Linked DNA regions of Homo sapiens: region 1 is linked to region 2. The links are chromatin loops, found by intact Hi-C in ENCODE. Cell type or tissue: IMR-90. All regions are shown on one strand. Links, peaks and the distances in the headings refer to the core of each region. The heading gives the core; the rest is flanking DNA. Region 1 overlaps GATB (glutamyl-tRNA amidotransferase subunit B). Region 2 overlaps GATB (glutamyl-tRNA amidotransferase subunit B).

Evidence for each region. Peaks named below come from ENCODE experiments on the same cell type or tissue, not always from the same donor. Only the 100,000 strongest peaks of a DNase experiment are listed, where the experiment ranks them.
Region 1: a loop joins it to region 2, with 2.2 times the contacts of the local background. A loop is called at or near these places in 2 of 110 quality-filtered maps.

Annotation. Positions count from the first base shown.
Region 1 is chr4:151,735,052-151,750,449 of GRCh38, reverse strand. The region is part of intron 2 of GATB (glutamyl-tRNA amidotransferase subunit B); the gene reads left to right. Among named protein-coding and RNA genes, the nearest start is that of GATB, 18 kb to the left of the region's middle. In IMR-90, for the core only: no CTCF peak of the experiment used is centred there; a DNase peak (open chromatin) is centred at 5,619; H3K4me3 peaks cover 233 bases; H3K27ac peaks cover 466 bases.
Region 2 is chr4:151,681,155-151,696,552 of GRCh38, reverse strand. GATB (glutamyl-tRNA amidotransferase subunit B) reads left to right here. Exons shown (of 13, transcript NM_004564.3): 10 at 7,790-7,923. Among named protein-coding and RNA genes, the nearest start is that of GATB, 72 kb to the left of the region's middle. RefSeq lists enhancers at 8,090-8,590, 8,591-9,091. In IMR-90, for the core only: no CTCF peak of the experiment used is centred there; a DNase peak (open chromatin) is centred at 6,252; H3K27ac peaks cover 1,133 bases.

The sequences.
Region 1 (15,398 bases), core at 2,591-10,590, 54 kb before region 2:
TTTTCCAGATTAAGGAAGGATTGTCACATAGCAAATGGCCAGGAGCCTTGGCCAACAGGTGATGGATTTTCCAAAGGTCCCCTGGCACAGCATATTATTTAAAAATAGGAAGATAAATACCAAACGAGACAGCTCAAAGATCTGAAGGTGGTTGCTGCCAGGAACAGGACGGGACCTAGGAAGGGGTGGGGCGGGGAACTGCTGCTTTTCATGATCAGTTATTTAAAAATACATGTCTGTGATATTTTGTTTAAAAAACTTAAGTTAGGGGCTGGGCGTGGTGGCTCACGCCTATAATCCCAGCACTTTGGGAGACCGAGGTGGGCGGATCACGAGGTCAGGAGATTGAGACCATCCTGGCTAACACGGTGAAACCCTGTCTCTACTAAAAGTACAAAAAATTAGCTGGGTGTGGTGGCGGACGTCTGTAGTCCCAGCTACTCGGGAGGCTGAGGCAGGAGAATGGTGTGAACCCGGGAGGCAGAGCTTGCAGTGAGCCGAGATAGCGCCACTGCACTCCAGCCTGGCATGAGAGCCAGACTCTGTCTCAAAAAAAAACAAAACACAAAAAACTGAGGTTTAAAGGAATAAAGATATAAGGGGGAGGGAATTGTTGATAGAATAAGGTTCCTAAGAAAGCAGACAATGTCTCCAGAGCTGTGGAGAAAGAGCCCTCTCCTACTGTAACCCGAGGGGAAGATGTGTCCCTCTGCTCCCAGGTGTGAGGAAGTTTTGAGGTTTGGTTGTCAAAGGTTGAGGAAACACCTCTCTGATTTTTTTCTTTTTTCTTTTTGTTTTATTATATATATATAATTATACTTGAAGTTCTAGGGTACGTGTGCACAACGTGCAGGTTTGTTACATATGTATACATGTGCCATGTTGGTGTATTTACATTAGGTACATCTCCTAATGCTATCCCTCCCCCACCCCCACCCCACAACAGGCCCTGGTGTGTGATGTTCCCCTTCCTGTGTCCAAGTGTTCTTATTGTTCAGTTCTCACCTATGAGTGAGAACATGTGGTGTTTGGTTTTCTGTCCTTGCGATAGTTTGCTGAGAATGATGGTTTCCAGCTTCATCCATGTCCCTACAAAGGACATGAACTTATCATTTTTTATGGCTGCATAGTATTCCATGGTGTATATGTGCCACATTTTCTTAATCCAGTCTATCACTGTTGGGCATTTGGGTTGGTTCCAAGTCTTTGCTATTGTGAATAGTGCCGCAATAAACATACGTGTGCATGTGTCTTTATAGCAGCATGATTTATAATCCTTTGGGTATATACCCAGTAATGGGACTGCTGGGTCAAATGGTATTTCTAGTTCTAGATCCCTGAGGAATCGCCACACTTGTCTTCCACAATGGTTGAACTAGTTTACAGTCCTACCAACAGTGTAAAAGTGTTCCTATTTCTCCACATCCTCTCCAGCACCTGTTGTTTCCTGACTTTTTAATGATCGCCATTCTAACTGGTGTGAGATGATATCTCACTGTGGTTTTGATTTGCATTTCTCTGATGGCCAGTGATGATGAGCATTTTTTCATGTGTCTGTTGGCTGCATAAATGTCTTCTTTTGAGAAGTGTCTATTCATATCCTTCGCCCACCTTTTGATGGGGTTGTTTTTTTCTTGTAAATTTGTTTGAGTTCTTTGTAGATTCTGGATATTAGCCCTTTGTCAGATGGGTAGATTGCAAATATTTTCTCCCATTCTGTAGGTTGCCTGTTCACTCCGATGGTAGTTTCTTTTGCTGTACAGAAGCTCTTTAGTTTAATTAGATCCCATTTGTCAATTTTGGCTTTTGTTGCCATTGCTTTTGGTGTTTTAGACATGAAGTCCTTGCCCATGCCTATGTCCTGAATGGTATTGCCTAGGTTTTCTTCTAGGGTTTTTATGGTTTTAGGTCTAACATTTAAGTCTTTAATCCATCTTGAATTAATTTTTGTATAAGGTGTAAAGAAGGGATCCAGTTTCAGCTTTCTACATATGGCTAGCCAGTTTTCCCAGCACCATTTGTTAAATAGGGAATCCTTTCCCGATTTCTTGTTTTTGTCAGTTTTGTCAAAGATCAGATAGTTGTAGATGTGGTATTATTTCTGAGGGCTCTGTTCTGTTCCATTGGTCTATATCTCTGTTTTGGTACCAGTACCATGCTGTTCTGGTTACTGTAGCCTTGTAGTATAGTTTGAAGTCAGGTAGTGTGATGCCTCTAGCTTTGTTCTTTTGGCTTAGGATTGACTTGGCAATGCGGGCTCTTTTTTGGTTCCATATGAACTTTAAAGTAGTTTTTTCCAGTTCTATGAAGAAAGTCATTAGTAGCTTGATGGGGATGGCATTGAATCTATAAATTACCTTGGGCAGTATGGCCATTTTCACAATATTGATTCTTCCTATCCATGAGCATGGAATGTTCTTCCATTTGTTTATGTCCTCTTTTATTTCATTGAGCAGTGATTTGTAGTTCTCCTTGAAGAGGTCCTTCACATCCCTTGATTTTTTTCATTTTGTAGCAGATATTGCTTCTTACATCTCACTCTGCTTTTGGGCACCGTTTTCTTCCTGTGTTGGTGGCTCTTGCTTTCCAGGTCTGTGGGTGATGAACTCTCTTAGTCTGTATGTGCCTCCAGCTGTTTCTGTTTCCCCCTCACTCTGGAATAGTAGTATAGAATTCCAACTTGACATTTATTTCCCGTTGGCACTTGAAGACATTTTTCCATTGTCCTTAGGCATCTGTAATTGCTGATGAGAAGTCTGCATCCCTTGTCAGTAATCTGTTGTGTCACTCTGATAGCTTTAGCCAGGATGTGTCCATATGTGAATTTGTTTTTATTTATTCTGCTCAGTGTGATTTTTAACTTAAGTACTGTACCCTGGACTATGGAGGTATCTCTATGGAATGAATTCCTGGTGGCCTCTGCCAGGGCCCATTGGGTTTTATTGAATGAACCGGTTTGTATGTTAATTTCTTGGCCCCCTAACTGCCACACAGCTTAGATAGTGCCAGCGTCAAGCTGCACACATCCAAGCCAGGCACAGGGTCAAGGGCTCAGATTTCTCAAGACTCTTTTTCACCTATGGCCTGAAGTAGCTGGCCTCCTCCACAGCAACCCCTCCAGTTGGTGGCAAAAGGTTTTCTAACTGGACTAGAATTTTTTGGCTCACAGCTTTATGCAGGAAGCCATCCCAGCTCCCTATCACATGGGCTCATGGCCTTGACTTCTGCCCCCAAGGTGCTTTAAAGCATTGACATCTGATGTCTCATCAGCCCAGTTAACAATAATAATGGTAGTAAAATCAACTACCATGTACCAAGTGCTTACCATGTGGCAGGCACTGTTCTAGGTGCTTTATATGTATTCACTTATTCTAACCTCATAACAACCCTACCTGCCGCAGTTGCTGTCCTTATCACAGTTAGAAAGTGAGTAGAAAATGTGTTGTCCTGTCTCTTGTGGTTACCCCTGGTGTCACATGGCTTTAAACTACCATTACTTCTGCGGCCCCAGGGGATTTTCTTGCTTGCTTTGAGCTTGGCTCTGGGCATGTACACATCTGTGTATTTGTAAATTTATATGTATATATAAATGTATGTGTGTATAAATAGAATACTTCATTTCTGCCTCCTGCCTCCATCTCCCTGTTCCCCAGCATGTCTGGAGCACACCTGCTGTCTTGACCAACCCCCTCCCCGTTCTGATTAGTAACCCTTATTCTGAATGTTTTTTAGGATCTTTTTATTTTCTTATTTTCCCTCAGTTTTAGGATTTTATGGAAGCCCATCATAAATCTTGAGGATGAAAAGGTCAGCCAGCCCATTTCACTGCTTATAGGCAGGATTACAGCTACACTAAGGACAGCATTCTTTGTTTTTATTAGTAGGGATTCAGCTTCACTCATTATTTGGACCTAGTAAAATCTCTTTACTGTGGTGCCAAGTCTTCCTTAATTTATTAAGTAATTATTCACCTATAGATCTATAGACAGGATCTTAGGTTGTTTGCTTAAAGTTAGTTATTTCCTATTTAACAATACCATTCCAATTTTTCTACTTGTAATACTTTGTATATGGTTGTGAAATGGGAAGAAAAATAAGAAAGAAAATATATTTGTTTGGTAAAATGTCATGGGCTTTACAAGTCTGTTTCATAATTGGCCAAGTAATATTTCCAGTAATGGTGAGATTTCAGCAAAGAATCAAGTTTGTTTGAAATTTATGCATGTGCAAACCCATGTTTACACATACACACACACTCACTTTTTGTCATCGGAAATGCTTGCCCTCTCCTGGTGTCAGTTCCCACGCAGGGGAAAGGGGAGAGGACACCGTTGCCTCTGCCGTAGCTGGCTGGTAGGAATGCTCAGTGTGGCACAGTAGATAACTCCTGATAATCAGGCTGCACTACAATTCATTTAATAAGAAATGAGAAGCTCTGCTCTTGTTTTGCTTGTCTGAAAGCTCTTATCTGTATGTAACATAGAACTCCCTAGCAACTGTGAATGCCTCTTGTCTCCAGAACTGGGGAAAAGACCATAAAAGCTGTTTTTCACACATGTATGCAAGAATATTCTCCTCTTTTCTCAGGATCAGCCTGTTTAAAAAAGCATTCAGGGCTTTCCATATCAAAGGTATTTAGAATTGGCCCTGGAAGCTATGGAATGAAAACAGGAATGTTGTTTACTACATTTTACAAAACTTTCTTTTATTCACAAGAGTGCATACTATTATTAGCCAGAATAAGGGGAATGAAGAGGGGAAGAAATATGATGTGAATAAATATGATGTGATGCCTGCCCTCTGGGAACTAACAAACAATGCAAATGCTGTGCTTTCTGCTAGAGATTCCTTCTGGAACATATGTATGCACATTGCAGCAGAAGGGGTCTTGCCTCCCTGAAGAAATAGTGATGTGAACGCTTTTCTAAAGTACTTTGGAATTAATTTATTTTTTAGATTCCTTATGACAGATTTCGTTCAAGCTAGGTAAATCTGCAGCATTCCGACTCTGAACATAGAAGATATTGGTGATAACTTTTGTTTTGAAGAACCTGCTAGATTTAGAAACCCTTGACTAGTCTAGGGAGCATCAGGCTTTCTGAAATGCTTTTCTGGCTCTTAATTCTAAACATAATTATAAAAGTTGTTTTTAACTCAAAATGTAGAAATGAAACAGAAATTGAAGATAGCATCATTAGGGAAAAGTCTTTAAATACGTACATTTATAATCAGATCTACATTTATCTCTCCGTCCATTCACACTTAGATGATGTTTAGCTATTTAAGAAGACAAAATGTGACCATTTTCTATGAAATTTCTTTCCATTTCAATGATTTGCTTTAATGTAATCTGAAAGATTTATAATTATGTTGTATACTCAGACTTGCTTCTTGCCAGTCACTCTGCAAATCACTTCTATAGTTATCCTCCATGCTTTTGAGAGTGAGGTGTTGCAGGGATTAGGTGTTTTGTATAGTGACCCTTGTCACCCTAAAGGAGGTATGTGTCTGTGAGCTCATACCCACAAATGTGGAATGTTCCTTTTCAGCTTTTACTCTGCTGATGGTCTAAACCTGCCTTATAACTTAGTTAACCGGATGTCTCCCATGAACTCAGTGACTCATGACAATGATGACTTTCATGTTCAGGAGGCAGCATGATCTCACCTCCCTCCCTGTGGGAAGCATTTGACTCCTTCCCTGCCATAGATCTTTTTCTAACTTTCAGTGGGTTCTTGAAAGCCTCTCTCTTCACAGCAATTTTCACTTCCCTACCTCTCTACCAGCTTTGCATGCAATATTCCCCACCTGAAACCTAACCATATTAATAATAATGCTTCTACTATTTTTATTTTTATTTTTTTTAGAGACAGGGCCCCACCATGTTGCTCAGGCTAGTTTCTAACTCCTGGGTTCAAGGAGTCCTCCTGCCTCCACCTCGCAAAGTGGGATTATAGGCATGAGCCACCATGCCTGGCCTCTACTTTCTATCAATATGTATTTGTTTCATACAGTTGACTGAACATCTTTTTATGTTTTATGTATGTTGTTTATAAGGATTTCTGTGTTTGATTATACGCTTCTAAAGAGCAATTCATGGATCTTTCTTGGGCTACTTGACAGTACCTTGCATAGAACATGTGTATAGCACCCCTTGTAAATATTTCCCTATATACTTGCATACACGTACATACACGTGCGTACACACACGAGGCATCCATATAAAAGGATTTTCCTGTCTAAAACCCTTTAGCTATTTTTTAAACTTCTTTATGGGTCTCTTGTCCTGGCTGAACATAAGACAACCTTTTCTTGATTACCCAAGCTTATCAGCAACATCAGTTATTGCTCAGTGTTATAATGGTGGCTTCAAGGTCTATTGAGGTGTGTAAAGCTTTTTGATCCTACAGTAAATGGCTAAAGATAGCCATTGTTTTTAGGTTTCATATTACAGTGTTTTTCCCTGCTTTTATGGTTATGTGTTCCTCACTGGGTTTTTAAAGCTGCTGTCAGTATATTTGGCTCTAGGAATCCCTTCTTGCTCATTTTTCACTTCTCAATGATTATTTCTGATTAGTTCACAAAGTCAGATTATCACTTTTGTAAATATAAATAAGAACAAAGCTCTGAGTAGAAACCTGTCCTACAAAAGAAAGTACATGGATGCTATGAAAGCTATTTAGCATCACCATGTGACAATAGAATAGGAAGAGGTCCTGAAAATCATTCAGTTCAGTCCTTTTAATTTACAGATGAGAGAACTGCTGTTGGGACTTACCCATGGTCACACAATTTCTTAACATTCCATTCAGATTAGAACCAAAGTTTCTCACTTCCAGTTCAGTGATTAGCTCTCAACCTGTTCCACTATAGTTGAAGTTGCTGGAAGTCAGATTTATGTAGGTGGCTATTATTTTACAGATATGTATATATGAGTATACATCCAAAAACATTAATCTCATTAACAGATGTGTGTGTAATATGTTTATAGATGTATGTCCACATGCTTATACACATACAGAGGCACTGACTACACAGCACTGATGCTGGTTGTATGCACCATGTGTTATGATGCCCTCTAGGTGTGAGATCTAAACCTAGGGAGAGAGCAAAGACAAGAATGTTGAGTCAGAAGAAGAAATGGATAAAGGAAATCTCACCTAATTAGCCTCCAATTCAGGGCCCTGTGCATCGGATTTCCCCAGACTCACCATGAAGAAAGCAGGCCTGTCTATGGGCAGCTCTTAGCTGTATGTTGATCACGATGCAAATAGCGGTCATGGGAAAATTCTTTTAGGATCTTTTCTCTAGGCTTCATTCTGGCCAGTTTTCTCTACACTGACTTCTAGTTCACTAATTTTCTTTATAATATTCACTCTTTTACATATCCATTGAGGTTTTTAGTTCACTAGATCTTTCAATTACAGAAATTCTGTTTTTCTCTTTTAAATTTCTCTAGCCTTTTGAAAATAACTTGTTCCTTTTTCATGTATTCAGTTCTTTATTTCTTTCATAATTTTACAGCTACTTATTTTATAGTCTGTATTCAGTAATTCCATTACCTGAAGTTCTTGGGTGATCTTATTATGCTTTTTGCTTGACTGCTGATTCTGGCTGGCAGTAGATGATTCTCTGGTGTATTTTGTAATTTTTTTATTATGAAGCCATATCTGACAGGGCTTTATTTGTGGGATCTTGTTGAGAGTGCATCTCTTTAAAGCACTTTTGCATTGGCTTTTGCCTGATGCTCCAGGTCTAAGCCAGGGCCATTTTCCATATTTACCTCTTAGCTTGGGGGCTTCTGGACCACAGAGTTAGTACATCTGACCCCAAGCCTGTCTGAGAGCAGACTATCAATTCTTAGGGCAGACTCCCATACCCCCTGTCCCATTGCCACCCACCAAAATCTATAATCTGGCTGAAACTTTATTAAGGTTGAAACCTTATAGAAGGGAGGGGATGAAACAAAGGCTGTGAATATGGGTGACTCAGAATGGAGCAGGGAAGGCACCTTTAACCTTTCTCTGGCCCCCTTGCCCTGTCCCATTAAGATATCCCTCCCAGCCGGGTGCGGTGGCTCACGCCTGTAATCCCAGCACTTTGGGAGGCCAAGGCAGGCGGATCACGAGGTCAGGAGATCGAGACCATCCTGGTTAACACGGTGAAATGCCGTCTCTACTAAAAATACAAGAAATTAGCCGGGTGCGATGGCGGGCGCCTGTAGTCCCAGCTACTCAGGAGGCTGAGGCAGAAGAATGGCATGGACCGGGGATGCAGAGCTTGCAGTGAGCCGAGATAGCGCCACTGCACTCCGGCCTGGGCGAAAGAGCAAGACTCCGTCTCAAAAAAAAAAAAAAAACCATATCCCTCCCTTCCCATTGTAATTCTTCTGTGTTGTTGTGTATGTATTGCAGTTCACACTAGTTAGGGCCAAGGTTGGTGCACATCCCAGTACCTTTTATCTGTCCTCTCATCACAGACACAGATCAGGTGACTGAGCTCTTTCCAAATTCCCGCTAGATGTGCAAGGATGCACTCTCTCACTTATTGCCTTTAAAGATGATCATTTTCCCAAAAAAAGCTTCATCCTTAATAAAATGATTCCCTTAACCTTTGTGTAGAAATGATGATGCCATCTCACTCCTCCTAAAGAACAACAAAAAGCAATATGATGGTGTTGACAGGAGCAGCTGGCTCTAGTGGGAGAAATCAATGAGGAAATTGAGAGTTCGCTTTCCTCTCCACCTGAGCCTTGGCGAACCTGAGGGACCTCGTCTGGCCTCCCCCTGGGTGAATCTTCTGGGTCTGCAGAGCATCTCCCTGACTCAGCAGTGTTTCTTAGGAGCTTGATGTTCCTTTCCTAGTAATGGAAGTCTCCAGGCAGCTTGCTCATCTCCCCACAAATTCATTCCTGAGCAAGAAACTGCCAGTATTGTTTGGGAAAGCCTTTTCTCCCATTTCCACATCCTTTTATTGGTTTGTTTTCCCTCAAAAATATGCACATGGATGAGATATGGAGCAAAATAATAAGCCCTTATTAGAGAAGGCAGTGTTATACTTAGAATTATTAACTGTTCAAAATGAATTTTGTACACTACTGCAACCAAAAATCTGTAATACAATAGTACTCCCTTATCTGTAGTTTCCCTTTGTGTAGTTTCAGTTACCCTCAGTACAGGAGAATAAGATATTTTGAGAGAGACCACATTCATATAACTTTGATTACAGTATATTGTTCTTTTTTATTATTGTTGTTAATCTCTTGCTGTGCATAATTTATAAATTAAACTTCATCATACATACCTATGGATAGGAAAAAAAATAGTCTATATCGGACTTGGTACCATCCGAGGTCTCAGGCATCCCCCAGGGGTCTTGGAACCTATCCCTCATGGATAAGGGGGCACTCCTGTACTGGAAAGAGAGGTAGGAGTGTGCAGAAAATAAAGTATGAACACATTACCAAAGATGCCTGAGAGTACAAAAGCTTAGGAGTCTTTTGGTGATATAAATATGTAGTAGTCCAAAAAAAAAACCTAACAGTGTTCTGTGACACTATTTTTGTCTCTGCCATTCGAGTAGTTCATACAGGCTTTGTTCTGGTGATTTATACTAGAAGCCTATAATAAAAACGCAGCCTGAAATCATGCAGCTGGGTACCATTCATTTTTCTTCCATGGACAGTTCCCGAACTTAACAAATTACGGCAGGCCTGGCAAAGCTCTTCCTGCAAAGGCAATACATGCCTGGCCATGGCAGCTGCCCTCTTGGGTTTCTTCTGCTTTGTGGCATCATCGGTGATGCTGCGGGGATTGCTAGATGGTTTTTATGAGTACATCATGTACTGCATAATGACATTTTGGTAACAACAGACTACATATATGATGGTGGTCCCATAAAATTACAGTGGAGCTGAAAAATTCCTATGGCCTGGTGATGTCATAGCCATCTTGTCATCATGGCATAATACATGACAATATGTTTAGATACACAAATACTTACTGTTGTGTTACAGTTGCCTACAGTATTCAGTACATAACATGCTGTACAGGTTAGTAGCGTAGGAGCCATAGGCTATACCCTGTAGCCTAGGTGTGTAGAGGGCTGTCCCATCCAGGTTTGTATGAGTACACTCTTACGATGTTCATGCAACAGCAAAGTCTCCTAACAAGGCATTTCTCAGAACATATCTCCATTGGTAAGTGATGCACGACTGTACTAGGAAAGAGTTTCTAGGAAGATATTGTGTAGTTTTAGTGGGTCAATAAAAATAATACTCGCTTCCTGTCTTGAGTCAGAACCAACTGAGAAATCAGCACAGAAGTCAGACAGATGGAAATGAACATACCAGCTTTATTACAGATAATAGCTTGATTGAAAAATGCAACGTGATGTTTAGCCATATGCTTTTTAGTACTTGCTGCCTCTGTTGAACTCAGCTTTCCAAAACTGCAGGCTTTTCACTTGTAGAGGACGAACTTGCTTCTGCAGAAAGCTTATCATGTCGCCAGAGTAGAGCTGACTGTCCCATCATTGTGGGCATGTTGATTAGGAAGAACTCATGCAGGCTTTCTCCTGATAATTTATACTATAAGCTTCTATAGGAATGCTCAGCCATGGGGCCAACCCACTCATGTGGTTCCATTTCCCAAAGTCACTTGTCACAAAAGTCACTCTTTTGGGGACAAGAGAATACAGAGTAGAAAGCAAAGTCCTGTCACATGGAAACCTAGGGGCAGGGGAATGACCGTTGCCCAAATTGTGCCCTCAAAAGCATGAAGCCAGTGTCACATCATGTCTGGGCATAGATGTGAGAAGCTGTTTTTGGGTGAGTCTTGCGGAATTCTTTGTTTATACTGCAAGTAGATGCACTTGTCATCTGAGGCCATTGGCTTGGCCTCTCTTGGCCATTTTTATGTGTGTTTGCGGCTTCACATGTAACATTGTGGGGAGAGTTGGCTATTTTCTACGCTGCGGCATCTTGGGGAGTTTTTTTCCTCAGCTCTTTTAAAAATCTTGGCAAAGTTAGGAGGTCATTTTGCCATTGGCATACCAGAGATGACAAACGTAGGCTTGGTGATTCTGGCATGGGTAGGTAGTCAGGCTGGGCTCCTCTGAAGAGCATTCTGTTCCTCATGGCAGAGGATTCTTGCTAGTGAGCCTTTGTGTTCCCCAGCCTTTCACCACTGGGTACATCATTATAATAAGGACTGGAGCTGAGGCAGGGAGAATAACTGGGAATCAAAAGGCATTAGTGCTTCTGGGAGCCTTAAAATATTCTATTCTAAATTTTTATGCACGTATCTCCTTTTACAATTATAGAAGCAAGAAGCGTAATCAATCAAGGGTCTTTGTCATGCTTTGCAGCTTTCTTAGGAAATGCAGACAGGCAATAATATGTGATTGTCAATAGCATTTTGAATTTTCAGTGATATTTGCCAACTCATAGGCCATCCCAATGAGCAAGGTCAGGGGCTCCAACCCCAGTTGATAGGAGAGGAAACTGATGGTCTTACTGACTTATCCAAGGACACAAAGAGGTCATGAACCCAGCTAAAAATAGAAGTGAGAATTGCCTGGTCCCTATTCTTAGTATAAGCACCAGATTACACTCGCTGCTGCAATACTTGCTAATTGTTCATTTCCGACAAAACATAGCGGGGAATTTTTCCTTTATAGCTGGTTGTAAACATTTAAGATGCCTGTAGTCACTCATAACCTCTGTTTACTTATCACAGCCAGCTAGCTATCTTATTTACCTTATCTCTGATTCTTTTTCATTTTTACATCTGTGCAGAGAAGTTAATATATGTGAAAGCACTTCATAGACTCTCAAGTAGCACATAAATTTTATTTGGTGTTATTATAATACTTGTATTAGTCATTTTTACACTGCTGATAAAAACATACCTGAGACTGGGCAATTTACAAAAGAAAGAAGTTTATTGGACTTACCATTCCACCTGGCTGGGGAGGCCTCACAATCATGGTGGAAGGTGAAAGGCATGTCTCATATGGCAGCAGACAAGAGAAGACAGCTTGTGCAAGGAAATTCCCATCTTTAAAACCATCAGATCTCGTGAGACTTACTCACTATCGCGAGAATGGCACAGGAAAGACCTGCCCCCATGATTCAGTTACCTCCAACCAGGTCAAATCTTAAATCTCCAAAATGATCTCCTTTGACTCCACGTCTCACATCCAGGTCACGCTGGCTGATGCAAAAGATGGGTTCCCATGGTCTTGGGCAGCTCCACCCTGTTGTTTTGCAGGGTACAGTCTCCTTCATGATTGCTTTCACGGGCTGGCATTGAGTGTCTGTGGCTTTTCCAGGCACACAGTGCAAACTGTCAGTGGATCTACCTTTCTGGGGTCTGGAGGAAGGTGGCCCTCCTCTCACAGCGTGGTACCCCAGTAGGGACTCTGTCTTGGGGCTCTGGGGGCTCTGACTCCACATTTCCCTTCTGCACTGCCCAGCAGCAGAGGTTCTCCATTGTGACCCCGCCCCTGCAGCAAACTTTTGCCTGGACATCCAGGCATTTCTATACATCGTCTGAAATCTAGGTGGAGGTTCCCAAACCTTGGTTCTTGACTTCTGTGCACCCACAGGCTCAACACCACGTGGAAGCTTCCAAGGCTTGGCAGCTTCCACCTTCTGAAGCAACAGTCCAAGCTGTACCTTTGCCCCTTTTAGTCACGCTGGAGTGGCTGGGATGCAGGGCACCAAGTCCCTAGACTGCACACAGCAGGGGCACCCTGGGCCTGATCCACAAAACCATTTTCTCCTAGGCCTCCAGGCCTGTGATGAGAGGGGCTACTGTGAAGACCTCTGATGTGCCCTGGAGACATTTTCCCCCTGTCTTGGGGATTAACATTCTGCTTCTCATTACTTACGCAGATTTATGCAGCTGGCTTCAATTTCTCCTCAGAAAATGGGTTTTTCTTTTCTACCACATTGTCAGGCTGCAAATTTTCCAAACTTTATGCTCTGCTTCTTTTATAAAACGGAGTGCCTTTAACAGCACCCAAGTCACCTCTTGAATGCTTTGCTGCTTAGAAATTTCTTCTGTCAGATACCCTAAATCATCTCTCTCAAGTTCAAAGTTCCACACATCTCCAGGGCAGGGGCAAAGTGCCACCAGTCTCTTTGCTAAAACATAACACGAGTCATCTTTGCTTCGGTTTGCAACAAGTTCCTCATCTCCTTTTGAGACCACCTCAGCCTGGACCTTATTTTCCATATCGCTATCAGGCTTTTGGTCAGAGTCATTCAACAAGTCTCTAAGAAGTTCCAAACTTTCTCACATTTTCCTGTCTTCTTCTGAGCCCTCCAAACTGTTCCAGCCTCTGCCTGGTACCCAGATCGAAAGTCACTTCCACATTTTCAGGTATCTTTTCAGTAACACCCCACTCCTGGTACCAGTTTACTTTATTAGTCCATTTTTACACTGCTGATAAAGACATACCTGAGACTGGGCAATTTACAAAAGGAAGAGGTTTATTGGACTTACAGTTCCACCTGGCTGGGGAGGCCTCACAATCATGGCAGAAGGTGAAAGGCATGCCTCACATGGCAGCAGACAAGAGAGGAGAGCTTGCGCAAGGAAATTCCCAGTTTTAAAACCATCAGATCTCGTGAGACTTATTCTCTATCACGAGAACAGCACCGGAAAGACCTGCCCCCATGATTCAATTACCTCCCACCGGGTCCCTCCCACAACATGTGGGAATTCAAGATGAGATTTGGGTGGGGAACAGCCAAACCATATCAGTACTCATGTTTTTAACTTTGCATCATTAAAATGTGAGCACAGATACTTCCACTTCATAGTGGCCAATAGAGTTGGGCTGGGAGTGGCAGTGGTAAACACTTACATCATACTATCCTGACATAACTTAGGATGGCATGTATTCACAACAGTATGAGTAACAATTAATGAGAAGTTTTCAGTCACAGATGTCTTTCAGAGAAGCACAAATTGATAAATATACATATACATTTACATAGTGAGGCAACAGAATGGAAGCACTGATAGAAAATAAGACACACATACAGCTTTGGGGGAAGCTAAAAGTATTTTCAGCTAGAAAATATATAATTGGGGAAAATTATTTTCCTACCAGTTAAAAGAACAAATCTTCCTTTCATACTCTTGATTATGCATGTATATGGTGTCTATTTGCAGGGTTTATATACTTTTCTATAGATACTGTGGAATTCTCTTAACAGATTTTGGTTGCACCATACTTGATTACATACACAAGGGCCTTAATAATATCCCATAGCTTAATTGAATCTATGGCATAGGAAAGTTTAGGTAGATAGCTTTAATATGTAATGTTTTCTTTCTAGAGCTGATTTTCAGCAGCAGTGAATGGAAGTGGCAGGATGTGGGGTTTACAAGTCAGCATTAGTTTCTTCTTTTTTTTCCCATTAGTTATTGGGGTACAAGTGGTATTTGGTTACATGAATAAGTTCTTCGGTGGTGGTTTGTGAGATCCTGGTGCACCCATCACCCGAGCAGTATAGACTGCACCATGTATGTTGTCTTTTATCCCTTGCCCCCTTCCCACTCTTCCTCCGAGTCCCCAAAGTCCATTGTATCATTCTTACGCCTTAGTCTCCAGTCCCATCCAGGTCATTGCAAATGCTGTTAATTTATTTCTTTTTATGGCTGAGTAGTATTCCATCATATATATATATATATATATACACCACAGTTTATTTATCCACTTGTTGATTGATGGGCATTTGGGTTGGTTCCACGATTTTGCAGTTGTGAATTGTGCTGCTATAAACATGCGTGTGCAAGTATCTTTTTTTTTCAAATAATGACTTCTTTACCTCTGGGTAGATACCCAGTAGTAGGATTGCTGGATCAAATGGTAGTTCTACTTTTAGTTCTTTAAGGAATCTCCATACTGTTTTCCATAGCAGTTGTACTAGTTTACATTCCCACCAGCGGTGTAGAAGTGTTCCCTGATTGCTGCATCCAGGCCAACATCTACTGTTTTTTGATTTTTTGATTATGGCCCTTCTTGCAAGAGTAAGGTGGTATCGCACTGTGGTTTTGACTTGCATTTCCCTGATCATTAGTGATGTTGAGCATTTTTTCATAATGTTTGTTGGCCATTTGTATATCTTCTTTTGAGAATTGTCTATTCATGCCCTTAGCCCACTTTCTGATGGGATTGTTTGTTTTTTTTTTTTTTTCTTACTGATTTGTTTGAGTTTGTTGTAGACTCTGGTTATTAGTCCTTTGTCAGATGTATAGATTGTGAAGATTTTCTCCCACTTTGTGGGTTTTCTGTTTATTCTGCTGACTGTTCTTTTGCTGTGCAAAAGCTCTTTAGTTTAATTAGGTCCCAGCTATTTATCTTTGCTTTTACTGCTTTTG
Region 2 (15,398 bases), core at 2,397-10,396:
ACATTCAGATCATGCTGACTTCAAGGCCTACGCTCTTCATTCCTAAGCTCTGCTGCCCGCTTGCATATATAATGTGCTATAATGTCAAACAGAAATAGTGTTTTTAGTTAATTGATGTTTGGAGTCACTTGTGTTTCATTAGTGGAGAAAACAGAGTTTGTACTTTTGTTAACATTCATGCCACTAGCGTTTTGTACAGCACAATCACAGAACATAGATTCATTTAAAAGTTTTTACCACTCCTATTGATTTTTAAGATGCCAGACTGCCCTATAAATAAACATAAAGTGCCATCCACTAAATTTAGTGAAAATCAGTCAACGCCAATGAAAAGCAGAAATCATGTCTATTTTCCAAGTGAAAAAATAAAGTTAGAAGAAAAGTAATATAAGCCGTCCTCTGCAGCTTTATTTATTTTGTTTCTTAAACCTTCTGCTGGAAGCACTTGAGTCCTGTCTGAATCGTTGGGAAGTTCCAGGCACGGTGACTCACACCTGTAATCCCAGCACTCTGGGAGGCCAAGGTGAGAGGATCACTTTTGGCCAGGATTTCGAGACCAGTTTGGGCAACAACGTAGTGTAGTGAGACCCCTATCTCTACAAAAAAAAAAAAAAAAAAAAAATTTAAATTAGCCGGGCATGGTGGCACACACCTGTAGTCCCAGCTACTCGGGAGGCTGAGGTGGGAGAATTGCTCGAGCCCAGAAATTCAAGGCTGTAGCGAGCTGTGGTCGTGCCACTGCAGTCCAGCCTGGGCAACAGAGAGAGACCCTGTCTCTAAACTTTAAAAAAAGAAAAAAGAATCTGAGGAGTGTCTCCACGTAGGGCAGAGTTTGTGGCATTTGTGGTTTGATTTTGCCTGGTGCCTCCTGTCCTTCAAGACTGGCCTTTAATAGGAACTTGGTAGGAAGCAGAGATGAGCTTGCAGGGCCCTGGCTGTGCATGCAGTCAGTAGACGGGAAGATCTGAAGCTCGTCGGTGGGAGAGTTCAGCGGAGGAAGCCAGAGCATCCCGAGTTGAGTGTTTCTTGAGGGCCTGCCACCCTGACTGCAGTGCCGGATGCTAGTTCCAAATGTCAGTGCTTCAGCTTTTCCATGTCTCTCCAGAGCAGCCCTACAGGGAATTGAGTTAAAACACTGACTTGGGGACAGACACCCTTGATTCCACATCTGACCTCTGACACTTTGGAGCTGGGAGGGCTCTGCAGGGTAACCAGAGCTGTTTCCCTCCCCAGCTGAAAGAGGGGGCGATGACTCACTTACCCCAAAGATGACAGACACAGCCAAATCTTCATTGAATCTAAAGCCTAAATATAGCCAAGCAGACTCCCAAGAATATGTCGCCAGGGAGAAGAGTGTTGACACCAAGCAACGCGCTAAAACAGTTCATTGAGAGCCACGAAAGGCAGGGCTGTAGAAACATCCCACATGGCCCCAGTGAGACTGTAGGAAGATGTACTTGCGAGCCCTCGAATCAGCACCCTGGGCTGCCATATGCTTGTCTTTGTCTTTATAGTCAGCCTCAGGATCTGTCATCTTACTTACACAACTTCATTCTCTCCAGCTGGTTCTTCCACTTTTAAAATCATAATCCTTTGTTTCTGACATCATGGAAAAGGTTAAGGTGTCTCCAAGGGACAAAGAAACAGAAAAGATATCATGACTACAGCTGGTTGTTAAGTGGATTGTTTTTCAAGAATTTTCCTTTAAGTGGCTAGTAAGCCAGAAATGACCAGGTTTGCTTTCTGGATGAATTGCCTATAAAATAATTTCCCATGATAAATATCTATATATCCCATATGTAATACTACTTTAAAGCTAATAGTATCTACAAACATATTGACTGGTTTTAGACTGGCCAGACTTACTGAGGTGCAAAGTACTCACCTTCTAACTACTGTTGAAGGAAAATCTATTTGGTCAACATCATCAGGCACCATATTTCAGCTCCGTGCAATTTTCAAAATTGATTTTATTCTTCATTTTATAAAAATTGCATCCAGTGCTTGCTAGCCTAAGGGTGCTTTTACAGTGACTCTATACACTAGAAAAATAACCAATGTTTTGTTCTGGTAAAGTTGAATAAAAAGATGTATCATCTAACTCTACTTCTGTAAAACCAGCAGTTCATTTCTTTTGGATGCAAGGGATGAGGAGCTTTCAGAGGGGAAGATGCTCTGGGCTCAGAGCCGTGTGACACCTCAGGATCCTGCCCAGTAGGGAGACAGTGCAGGGAGGAGTAAAGTCCTGAGTGCCAGCCTTGGGGACCCACAGGGATTCTGTCCCCAACCTATCCCAAAGCCCAATTTCCTGTGGAATAATTTCCTTTTCAGGATAAATATATATTATTTCAGGTTTCAGGCAGATCTTGGAGGAAAGGAGCAAATCCTCACTGCCTCTGTTGCTGTTTTTAAGCTGCAGCCAGAAAGCTCCTATTGAGCAACTCAGGTTCCTTCCATGTGGGGACGATTGGACAGTGGTGGTGTTAGGTGCGTTGGAACGTGACTACAATTGGAATTGATTTCTTGACAACACACTGCCTGTGTCCCATTCGTGCAGATAGTCTTTTAGCAGTGCCGGTCTGCTGTCAGCTTGTAGTACCTGAATTATTTGGATTTTGATTATTCGGGGGAAGTTGTTATTCCCAAACTGGTTTCCTTCAGCATCTCCCCTGGAGTTACTGCATCTCAGAGGATGTAAAGTCATTTTCACATTAGTTTGAATATCCCCTAAATGGAACTGGTGCCTGAGTTGAACTCAAGATCTGTCTACTTTCCAGCTTTCCTGGGAACATAGCACAAGTGAAATGGTTGGGGCCAAAGTTTTGCTCAGATTTTAGGGGCTCCCAAGCCTTGCTGGGGAAATGACCCAGGAATAAAAATTGTGGGCACCAAAACAGGACCCTGGACCCCTAGTTCTGTGTTCCTTGGGAGAACACACCCGTGATGTTTGTGGGTCCATTTCAGAGCCTCTGCAGATCCCTGTATTCTTGCCAGCAGCAGTGGAGGTTCTGCATTGTTCTAGCTTTCTCCTGACACTCTTGAGGGGGGGGTCGTGTTTCCTGTGCCAGCCTCACACCACCAGTTAACTTCTGTTTGTTTTCTCCACTGACGAGGCCTCTCTCAATGAGTAATTTTTCTGTTCACAGGAGCACTCGCTGAAAGATTATTGCAGCGGCTTCTTGTTTCTGTGAAAAGCAGAAGGGGCACCGATTCCCGTGAACCCACCCAAGCCACCGCCCCACTGAACATTCCAGTCCTTAGCCTTGCCCTGACGCCTGCTTTCTGGCTGAGAGCCATCACTGTCCTGGGCCTCTTTGCTTCATTGCCATCCCCAGCACTAGCATTTGGTGTTATTTTCAGGGCCATTTTTTTTTTTACATAGCTGTTGTATTTGAGTTTTGTTTTTCTCACTTTATAAGAATGACCAAATCCACAGGAATAATAAAGCAGCAGTGCCTGCGTTGATACGCAGGTGATGAGCCTCCTCCAGCGTCTGCACAAATGCTCAGCAGCTGCTCACCCCAGCACCCCCGCCGCAAAGGGGACGGATGCAATTCCAGTGTGCGCCTCTGCAAAATGACACACTGTGACGTGGGAGAGCCTTGTCCAGTGGAAACCCCTGTGGTTCCGTCTGCAGATGTAGAGCCTTTGTATAGTCAGCAGCTCCCATCACAGGCATGACCTGCTCAATTAGGTAGGACTTACCCTATTAGAGGAATTAGAATGCAATAATAAATAAAATACAATATGCTCAATTGGTATGAGAAATAACAAGATTTGTCTTGTTCAGGACTGTGCAGTGTCCAGGTCTGGGTGTGCTCGCAGGACCTTTTCTGGGGCAGCAGTAGCGTGGGGAGGGGATGCAGAGGCAAGGCAGGGGGCAGGAGAGGGGCAGAGGAGCTCTGGCCGCCCTCCATCCCCGGAGCCCAGTATGGCCTGTGCAGTGGGCGTGCAGCTGTCTTCCTTCCTGGTCTGGGAACAGGTGTGTGTCATGCCACAGCTGAATGCCACGTGGCCTAGGTGTACACTGGCAAAGGCAGAAAGTAAACCTGCCATTTTCTCCTTCTGATTTCAAAGTTAATTTCCTTGCAACATTTTTAATATGTTAAGAACCTTTGAACAGCTGGCAGCTCTCAAATAAAATAATGGAAGTGTGGGAAAGTGCTTTCTTCAGATGAGCTGGCTGCCTCCCATTGCGCCTGGCACTCCTAGGTGCTCAGTTTCGGTCCCAGGCAGGCAAAGACCATGACCTTTTCTTCCTCAAAGGCAGTGCCACACAGAGGTTAAAAGCACAAACCGCAGAGGTTTGGTCCTAGTTCTAGTGCTCTCTTGCTGTGGGACCTCAAGCAAGCTAGTGCCTCGTGTCCTCATCTGTAAAAGTCCTGAGAGCGCTGAGCTCAGAGAGTTGTTGTTGGGATGAATTGAGGTAATGTGGAGAGAGTGCGTAGACAGTGCCTGGCGCCCATCACCGCTGCTGCTGTAACTCTGGTTATCACTGTCCTCAGCAGCAGCAGTAGCCTCACGCAGCCACCCACAGGGCCTGGTTCTGAGCTCTGTGTCTAGCAGATATTTAGCAGATACTCTTGAGCACCTTTGACTAGCCCAGAATGGCTCATCTGGGGGTCCCTTGTAGCTGTCAGAACGCTCCCTGTCACATAACCAGCTGTTCCTCAACTTGCATTCTTCTGGGCTGCTTTTCCTTCTCTGAGTCTGCCACTGGGCAGCTGGCTCTATCAGGTTTCCTTCTCGTAAATAAATATAGTCCACCTCGTTCCTGGCCTATCGTCAGCTTCACAGGGTGTGTGACTTAGAACAAGAAATGCAGTTGAGAAATCAGCCTTCATCCTATTCCAACTGGAGAGTCTTCCAGCATTTGCATTTGATCATCTCTGAAGGTGGGATGCAGAAGACCGCTTCGAGGCAGGTTGCTCCCAGGGCCTAGTGCAGGGTAGACTGAGGTTCCTTCCCTGAGCAGGCAGTGGTGGTGAGCAGGTCCCTCTGCTTTGCCTCACACCAGCATTGATCACCTGACAAATCATTAGTAATCAAGGGTTCCTGTTAATGTCTGAGAGGCGGAGCCAGCACTGGTTCTGGGTGTAATTCAGTGCTTTGGGAAATCTGATTAAAATGTGAAAAAGATGCTTCCCAGTCATAGAGCTGTAGAGACTGTCAGGTATTATACAAAAGACAGGACCGCTCATGCCTGCTGCTTTAGCCATCTCTGAAGGAACAATTAGAGTCGCAGTCAGCCAGGGAACTTGACTCTCTGTGTCGCTGAAGTTGCAGTTCTATTGCATGTAGGGTAGATTCATCCTGAGTCGAATGCTTGCTTGTTGCTTTTGAGGAGGACATTAAAGGTTCCCTAATGCTGTAGCCTTTCTGCATTGCTCTTCATATGATTTTTATGTAAGGGAATTACCAGCTCACTGTTTTTCTGAGAAAACCAGATGGCTGCACTGACATGTTCACCAGAGACTCTGAGATTCGTGCCAAGCTTATTAGCATTTGCCAATCTCATGGAAAAACTAAGAAGATGAGGAAACTAGAATGTGTGTGTTTCTTCCCTCAGAAGCAGCTTCTGCTATGAAGAGCAGAGCGGGCAGCCCATGTGCAGCTTTTATTGATCCATCATTTCCTGGGTGGCTGCAGCTCAGCCTCCTTCAGCCCCACTCGCTATAGCTCACCCCATCACCACCACAGATTTTCCTGTCTGCTTTAAATTGTGGACTGAAACTATGTATCCCCTAGTGAAGTACAGTTCCAGCTCAGAGAGGCTTCATCACAGCACTGACATGAAAAGACAAACAGAAATCTGACTTGCCGTGTTATCCATCCAATAAAAAAACCACCCAAGGGTAGAGGAATAGATATGCATCACGTCCCAGCAACTCAGCCAAGCCTGTGAGTTTAAGTGCAATATTTCTAGGTGGATTTAGAAAACCCTTTCCCTGGCAAAGCAAAGAGTTCTCCTGACAGCTCATTTTACCAGTGGGCCAGCCTGTCTGGGTTAGAACAAAGGGAATTCTGCCCGTCTGATTTGGGCCAGATAGCAGTTTTCTGCTTCCCCAGTGATTTGTGTACTATTGTAGAAGTTTGAATACTTTTCCATAAGTTAAGCAGAACTTCCTCTTCAAGTTGCCTGGCTCTGCCTTTATCTGTAGTCAAGCTTGGGCTGCCGAGGTGGCCTCTGCCCTGGTTTAGCATGAGCAGAATAATAGCACTGGCTTGAAAAGAGATTAAAGAGATGATTGCAGGATTATTCAGCAGGCTTGTCACCAGAGAATTTATCTGTTACAAAGAACATGTAGGGTTTTTTATTATTATGGAATTTCTGCTATGCCTGTGTGTGTATTCCAGCAGCTGCAATAGCTACACTTGGAGAGCACTTTTGTTAGTATATCTTGCTTCTTTCCAGTATCTCATTTTTTCCAGAAAATTCTTTTGGTTAATGAAGGGTCTCTGAAAGGAGCAGGGGTAGAAGCCTTAGGTGCAGTGTGAACTTAAAAGGAATATTTCAAGAAAAGTTTGTTTGATTTGAATTTCCATGGGTAAAGGAAATCTGCTACTTAAAACGTATATCCTCTGAATTTGGAAATTTCAGCCTTCCCTTTCTGAGCAGCACAGTTTTTATTTTTCTTATTGAAATAGTAGGGGTGGACTTACCTAAATTTCTTGATTGTGTCAAAACTATCTGAGCTGGCAGCAAGCTGTAGTATAGAACCTGGTAAGTGCCTCAGGGCTGGTCGTATGCATAGTTGTGGCAGTTGCAGTATTTAAAGGTGAACATGGTATGATAAGAATGCGCGCCTCATGTGTGATTTCCAACACACATACATGCTGACGGGAGACACCAATTCCGTCTGCTGATATTAGGTTGGTGCAAAAGTAATTGCGGTTCTTGCCATTGAAAGATGGCAAAACTGCAGTTACTTTTGCACCAACCTAATACTGAGCAGCTGCCATGGCCCAGCATGGACTTAGCTGTAGCTATATCGTGAACAGGGAGGGCACAGCCCTGACTCGTGGGGCTGACAGTTCAGAGGGGGAGAAGTGGTACAGTCTTGATGAAACAAGTCTCCAGCTGATCATTTCCCCAGGAAACGATGAGAGGCAGGGCATCTTGTACCTGGCCCAGCTCAGAAGGCTGGGACACTGCTGCCCTCTCCACCTGTTATTAAGTGGCCTAAGTGGGTCACATGTGCCCATGTTCTCCCTCACTTTGAAAACATTTCAGAACCATTCCTGTCTATTTCTTGTCATGATGTGAGAATCAGTACAGGTATGATCCACTTTTGATTTTTCAGAGGTAGAATATTCTGTTTGTTCTTTCTTGATTTTGCTTTGTTTTTTACCCTCTTTTCTAGCAATTACTGGGACTTCAGCAGAGGACAGGCCTGGAAAGAACAGGGGCATTAAAGTCAGGCCAAACATTTTAGGCCCAGTTCACAGCTCAGGGATGGAGAGTGCAGGTTACACACAGCAGACACGGAGAAAGCAAGTGGGTTTGGGGGATGTGGAATTTCACCATCCCTCTGGTCTGCAAAGTCAGGGCTCTCTAAAATGTGTTTATCCTTTTGAGAAAATGCTATGTAAATGCACAGTGACAGTAGTAGAATAGTTGTCATTAGCTGAAAGTGATCAGAATGTTCTGGTGACATCTCAGGGTTTAGCAAAGAAAAAGTGGCTGTCTCAGAGGAGGCAGAGGGGACAGTTTCAGATTTGCCTTCAGAATGCTGATCTTTCATTTTTGGGGAGGCTTTATGTAATTTTCTTTTTTTTTTTTTAACAGAACGAAGTCGGCCTACTGGAGTTCTTCCAAAATGTGATAAAAGAAACTAGGGCAGAGCCAAAAAAGGTGACTAGTTGGGTCCTCAACACTTTTCTGGGCTATTTAAAGCAACAGAACCTCGCTGTCAGTGAGAGGTGAGTGAGGTCTGGGATTTCTTTCTTCCTTTGTGATGAGCTCTGTCCAGAAGTGCTGGAAATAGGGCAGGTCCATTTTTTTGCTCCTGCTGTTCTCCCTCAGGATATCCTGACATGACACAAACATCCCCTGTGGACTCCACATTCTAAATATGTTCTCTAGCCCGTGTAAAAATGTATTTATTCCTTCAAATCTGTGACTGTGCACTGTGTCCTCTGCACTGTGTCAGAGGCTGGGGGCACAAAGATGAATGAGACAGACATTTACAAACTTGTGGAGGATACAGATCTGTAAGGAAACAGCCACCCCAGGGTGATCCTGTCATGCCAGAAGCATGCACGGGGTGCTGGGAATGCACAAAAAGGGGAGTTGAACAGAGGCTGGGGAACCAACCAGGGCTCCCCTCGGGAGGGGACGTTTGAGCCATGCCCTGAAGCATTAGGGGAGAGTCGCTCTGCAGTGGGAGGGACAGATCACGCAGACAAAGCAGAGTGCGAAGCTCAGAGAGCAGCAGCACAGCAGGCTCAGGAACGCCAGAAGCTGCAGGGGCCGGAGGCAGGCAGGTGGGAATGGTGGGGACAGAGCCGCGGAGATGACCAAGGGCCACCTGGAGAACTGTGTCTGCCTTTATCACCAGCTCTTGACAGCCATAGACTACAAGCTCATGCCAGTTTCACACTGCGGAAATGCAGTGTGTCTCACTCAACTCAGGCCACTATATTCCATAGACTGGGTGGCTTCAGCAACATGTCTTTCCCATGATTTTGGAGGTGGGGAAGGTCCAGGATCCGGGTGCCAGCTGATGCATTCCTGGGTGAAGCCCTCTGCCTGGCTCACAGATGTCCTCACATGACAGGCAGGAGTTGAGGGGTGAAACAGGAAGGGGGGAGGGAGAGAAGGCCCTCCAATCTCTTCTTATAGGATCCCCATTCCCACTATGGGGACCACACCCTCGTGACCTCTTCTAGACCTCATTACTCCTCCAGGGCCCCATCCCCTAAAACCATCGCGCTTCAATATAGGAATTTGGGGTGGGACACAAATATTCAGCGTCTGAGAGCAGACTAGAAGCAGGAATTCCATTTGGGAACCTCTTTCAGGAATGCGGATGAGAAATGCCCCAGGCCTGAGCCAAGGTGGCAGTGGCTGGGTTGAAGTGAGCTAGGCCAAGTTGAGAGCAATTATCTCAATTGGCAGAACTTCCAGATTTCTTGCTTGGGCAGAGGTGAAACAGAGGGCAGACTTTTTCAATGTAGGAGGAGCTAAAGGAAAAGGAATAAACTTTATAGGCCGGGGGTGAGGGAAGATGCCGTATTCCATTTCAGACGTGCTGACTTCGAGCTGCCTGCAGGACAGACATCACCCCCACGGGGCTAACCAGTAGGCAAGATCTATGAGTCTGCAGCTGATAAGATCTTGGGGAGGTTTGCAGTTGAGAGTTATCTCGTTGGTTCATTATTCAGCTCATGTTCACTTAGCCTCTGCTGTGTGCTAAGGTCTGTGCCCAGCATGAGAAGCGCAGTTCCTGGGACAGACACCAGCCCTGAATCAAAGCACAGGCAGCCTTGAAGCTGGTGGCTACAGTCAGTGACAGGGGTGCTCTGAGAGGGGAAGAAGGTAGCAGCTAAGCTAAGACCTGAGGAGAGGATGAGCAGGGACAGGCCAAGGCTGACAGGGAAAAGTGTTCCAGGCATGGGGAAAAGCACGTGGAGAAATCTGAGGTGAGTCTGGGCATGAGAGTTTGGGGAATCCAGGGACACAGCACAACGTAAGTGGAACATGGACTCAGCAGCATCTGTACTTGAAGCTGTTGGACAGATGAGAACTTTCAGGGAGGGTGCAGCGTGCCAGGGTGGCTGGGGAACGAACCTGAAGCTCTTTAGCCTTTAACTGGGAAGCGTGCACAGAGAAGGAAATGCAGGCGCGATGGCACAGAAGTAGAAGGAAAACCAGGAAACTGGGGGGTGGGGGGGGGGCGGGGCGGGGACTGGTGACACAGAAGCCAAGGGAGAGGCAAGTTTCAAGAAGGAAAGAATGGGCAGTAGGTGTCACTTTGGGGCATCAGAAAGAGAGTTCTCTGGGGGCACATAGGCAGGTGGCAGGGCCCTTGCAAGGTCCCGGGGCAGGGGGAGCCCAGGCTGGGTGGGTGTGTCATTGTCTCAGCAGCATCCCGGGGAGTGAAGACAGACAGATATTGACAAATAACTCCCAACAGTTGTTTGCCCAAATAAGTTAACTCTAGATGGTGTCAACTCCATGTTCAGCCACTGGATATGGATGCACACATCCATGTGTTAGTGTGGCCCGGGTGTTAGTTCCCTTCCCGACTCGGCTGCTCAGCTTGAATGAGTTCCCCCTCTGACCCTCAGTTTCCTCACTGTAAAATGAAAATGGCAGGACGTGCCTCAGAGAGCTTTTGAGGGAAAAAGTCACAGTGCCCGGCACGTTGTGGGCCTCGGTGTGAGCCACCTTCTCTTTGCCAGGGTGGTGTGCTGAATACCAGAGCACCTGCCACCCTCCTGAACTCTTGTGGCATCTGCTGCCTCTTTGTCTTTTTTTTGTTTTGTTTTGTTTTTTAGACAGAGTCTCGCCCTGTCACCCAGGCTAGAGTGCAGTGGCACAATCTCTGCCCACTGCAACCTCCACCTCCCAGTTTCAAGTGATTCTCAAGTCTCAGCCTCCTGAGTAGCTGAGATTACAAGCACCCGCCACCACACCCAGCTAATTTTTGTATTTTCTTTTTAGTAGAGACAGGGTTTCACCATGTTGGGCAGGCTGGTCTCGAACTCCTGATCTCAAGTGATCAGCCCGCCTTGGCCTCCCAAAGTGCTGGGATTACAGGCGTGAGCCACCGCGCCTCTTGGTCTTTCATCCCTGTCCTCCCGGGTTTGGCCTCTCCATTCAGAAATTCTGGTGTTGGTGCTGAAAATGTGTGGCTGTTCTGTGGAGGCAGGAGCCGTGCTGAAGAGTTTATGGATGGGATACAGCTCTACCAGAGTCTTCAAGGCTCAACAGGATTTGGTGAGGGAGAGGGCAGTGCCTACCTGGAGCCCAGGTGCAGGAACAGCAAAGAACTGGAATGATTGGGAAGGAGAGGAGCGTAGCTGGCAGGAGCAGAGGGTGGAAAGAGGCCAAGAGGTGTGGCTGTGTGCAGAGCCAGAGCTGAGCCGGAATAGGGAGCCTCTGGAACGTCAGGGGGATTCAGCCATGAACCCATCAGGTGCAGAGCCCCACTCTGCAGTGTGTGGGGGATGACCAGGACCCGGTTCTACCCCACAGGTGCTGTCAGCCTCCTGGGGAGGACTAGAACTTGTGCATCAGAATTTTAATTCAAGGCAGAATGGGATGCTTCCAGTGTTAGAACTAGACACAGTGCAGTGGGAACAGAGAGGAGGGAGATTCACACCAGCCAGAAGAGTCCAGGAAAGCTCCAAGAAGATGAGGTGTTTGCGCTTCTGGAGGAAATAGAAATTTCTTAGCTTTAAACTTAGTTTTTCTATGTTGTTGGTTAAAATGTACGGAATTGCTGAACTTTAGTCCTGGAAGAGAACTTAGGGATCTTCAGCTCTTTCATTTAGCAGACGAGGTGACGGAGGCCCTAGGAGATAAGGTGACTTGCCTCAGATGGCACAGCCACAAAGACTGGAAGCCAAGTCGCCTGGCTTGTGATCGGCTTCTGTATATGTTGGTCTGTGAAGTTAGGGGTTTAACAGTCATTTTGGTGGCCTCTAAAGGAGCTGAGAGATAAATTAGCCTGTTGAGTGGACCTGGAGCCCCTGGTATTTACCCAAGCAGTTTATAAGCAGTAAAGTTTTAAGAACCTGAAGGGTACCCAATTCTAAATAAAGGTAGGCTTGGTTGTTCCAAAATCAAGTAAAGAGGAAGCAGGCAACAGTTGTGTTTTACAGTTTAAATGGAACAAGGACTGAGAAGCCAAAACCAAACCATAGCAGCTCTTTTCCTACACAGTTCAAAGAACGTTTAGCTGGACTGATATACTAGGCTACCCATAGAGCAAACATTAATTAATGAACAGCCTCAGCTATGAGTGCTAATGTTTCCAGAGCTTAGAAGGGCAGTAGCTGCAAAACTAGCTATAGTCTCACAATGATACCCAGGCAAGGAACACTCTGGAGATCAAATTGGTAGAGAATGATTACGTGAATTAGCATTCATCTTTAAAGACCTCTCAGAAGACTGATGTTTGAAGGGTCCAACCTCTTGTTGAACTTGGCTTTTTAATTGAGTATATTGCTTGAAAGGTTGGTTTATTTGGTTGACAGCTTCTGAATTATGAGTAACAGATTTGGTTTAGTTAAGAAAGTAGACATTGTAGATTTCCTGAGCAAGCATTTTGTGGTAAAATTAGGCAGGTACAGCTATCCAGCTGTCCAAGCCAGTTGAGTGCCCCAGTGTTTCAGGTGAGCTGTGGGCAACAATTTCTGAGCACTGGAGCAGGGAAGGATTTGAAACCAAGAAGGGACTGGAGGTGAGAGGAAGATGTGTCCCACAGCATGAAATGTAGGATAGCATCCAAGGATGGGCTGCAGGCATTGGAAACCTGTTGAGCTCACTGTGGCCAGACCCACAGCAAGTCAGAAGTGGTGGTGTTGGGAATGCAAAAGGCAGGATGGCCGTATTTCATGTTTGGAAGGATCACTAGGATCTGGTAATAAGGTACTAGATTTTTCAGGGAGTAGGTGATGAATAAAGCAAAGACAACATGATAATTTGCACTCTGATACCTAGAAGCGTGGTGTTGTCATCATTTGAGACAGAAGATGGGTGGTGGGAAATGCAGAGGAGCTGGTCTGTGAGGAAGACAAGTTTGGCTTAGGATAAGGATTGGGAAACTATAGCATGTCAGCCTCTGGCCTGTTTCTGTAGAGCCTGTGACTAAGAATTGCTTTTACCTTTGTTAAAACAAAGAAGCATATGTGACAGAGGGCACTCACCAAGCCTCAAATATGCGCACCCTAGCTCTTTCCAGAAGTTTGCCATCCTGGTTTAGAGCACATTGTCTAGGTGTGAACGGGGCCTCTCAGGAGGTGGTTGACATCAACCAGGGAGAGAAACAGGACCTGAGGCAGCAGCGGCAGCCCTGGGCATCCTCCTCACGGCTAGGGGTCAAGTCAGAGGACCCAGCAAGAGGACACCGGAGCCACCTGGCATGAACTGGCAAGGAGCAGCAGAGGGACAGGCAAGGAAGAGGAGGACATTCCGGAGGCCCAAGAAGGAGGTTTCACAAGGAGCTTACGGTGCAGCCCCAGGAGTCAGGGTGCAGCGGGATGGGGAGAAGCTGAATGTTTGGCCACAAGCAAGGGGGTTGATTTTTAAGAGAAGAGCTTCTATAGAGGGGTAGGCACAGAATCCAGATGGCATGTGCTTACACAGGGTAGGTAGTAGCCACTGGTGCTAGATCGTTATTGTTAAAGCAAGAAACTGGGCAGACGCAAGTGACTGCAAGGTCAGCCAAAGGCATTGTCAAGACAGGGAAGATCGGAGCATTTGTGAAGCTGTGAGATTCAAGCCACAGGACACGGGAAACCAGCATCTTTGGTTCGGAGGAGTGGAAAGAGTGGGGTTCTGAGCAGGGGTGGAGGGGTTGTTTGATGGAAGAGGAGGAGGAGAGTGCCCTAGAAAGTTCTCAACCGTGGCTCAGCTGATGTCCTTGTGAAATGGGAGGTGAGGGCATGTGCAGAGGAGGGGAGCAGAAGGGGGCTGCCTGGAACAGGCGCTTGGTGGGACGCCAGCTAGGGGCACTGCGAAATCCGTGAGATGAACACAGAATCCTGTGCGCAGCAGGTACCACCTGGAGGCCCAAGTCCCAATGTCTTCCTTCTTCTTGCATCCTGTTTTAACAGAAGCAGAGAAGGTGGACTTTGGGCCTGAGATAAGCTGGGGGATTGGGACAGACAGCATGGTTCACGGGGGGTCGGGGGTGGTTGTAGAAGCATCAGCGTTGTCTGCTCTCATCCAAGCAGGAGATGGAGCTGTGATCCTGAATGAGCTCTGAGGGACTGGACAAATTTTGGAGCTTTGAAAGAGCCCCTTTCCCCTCCTCTGTCGAACCGCGGCCTCAGAGAATGGGAGGGAAGAGAGCAGCACACAGAGCTGAAGGCCGCGGTGTCAGTTTCTTCTTCAGCGGAGACGCATTCACTATCCAGAAACCAGTATTACCTGACAACAGCAAATTAGTAGCCTGTGCTGCTGCTGCCATTGCGTGTCGAGTCTGAGGGTTTATTTATTTAGGCGATGAGTGGGGTCTTTCGGGGTCTGTGTGACAGGTACTGATCTTTGTCATCGTCTGACTCAAGTTTAGCCCTGGCATATGTGGAATTAACATGTGCAGTCTGCCAGACATCCCTATGGGTGTGAGGAAGCCTGTGACACAAATATGATGACCTACTGTGTGACAGGCATCGTAGGGACAGAAAAGTGATGGAGAAATCCCAAGTGTGATTACGTCAGTGGAAAGATTTTGTAGTCTAAATTTATGACCCAACTGATGAATTAAGGTCCTTAGATGAACTTCTCAAAGGCGACGTTATTTTTAGTTATTTTGTGTTCCTTTTCTGTCCCTCTCCACCCCTACGTCTTTTATGTCATTGCGGCGATCTGAATGTTGGGATCCTCCCCCAAATTCCTGTGTTGAAATCCTGACCCCTAAGGTGATGGTGTGAGGAAATGGGACCTTTGGTGGGCGATTAGGTCATGAGGGAGGGGCTTTTATGAATGGGATTAGCACCCTCATCAGAGAAACTTCTGAGAGCTCCCTCGCTCCTTCCACCACATGCAGACACAGCAAGAAGGTGCCACCAGTGAGAAAGTGGACCCTCACTAGACATGGAATCTGCCAGCGCCTTTATCTTGGACTTCCCAGCCTCCAGAGCAGAAATAAAGTTTCCATGGTTTATAAGCCATGTCGTCTTTGGTACTAACCTGTTAGAGCAGCCCAAACAGACCAAGGCAATCATCGACTTGTATGGGCCTAGGGACCTTATCTTTTGCACGCTCAAGAAATCCAGTTCCACCTCAGTGCTTCTTATGGGTTCTGCACACAGTCTGCATTCTAAGATAATGGGCCATGGTATTTTCTAGGATTGCAGAACATCCAGGCAACCCACGCTTTTAGAAAAATCCGGCCTGCCTTTTACTTGTTAGTAAAGGTAGGTTTTTTTAGTTTGTTTAGCCGCCCGCTGCCCCTCTTCCTTTTGAGGTTTAATCAGGGTGGTTCACAGATGTTCTGAATACCAATTTAGTAACACCAGATATTCTCCAAACCTAAGTTTCACTTGGAATTGCCTTTTAGTCATACTTTGGGATAAACAGACACTTACAGGATGATGGGCTGCCTCAGTACATCAGCTGTTTTAAGTGGACAGCCCCAATAGGGTTTCACTGCACTTGAATTAGAGTACAGTAAGTCAGTTGGTTAACACACACTCCATTGGTTTAGAGCCCGGGAAATCGG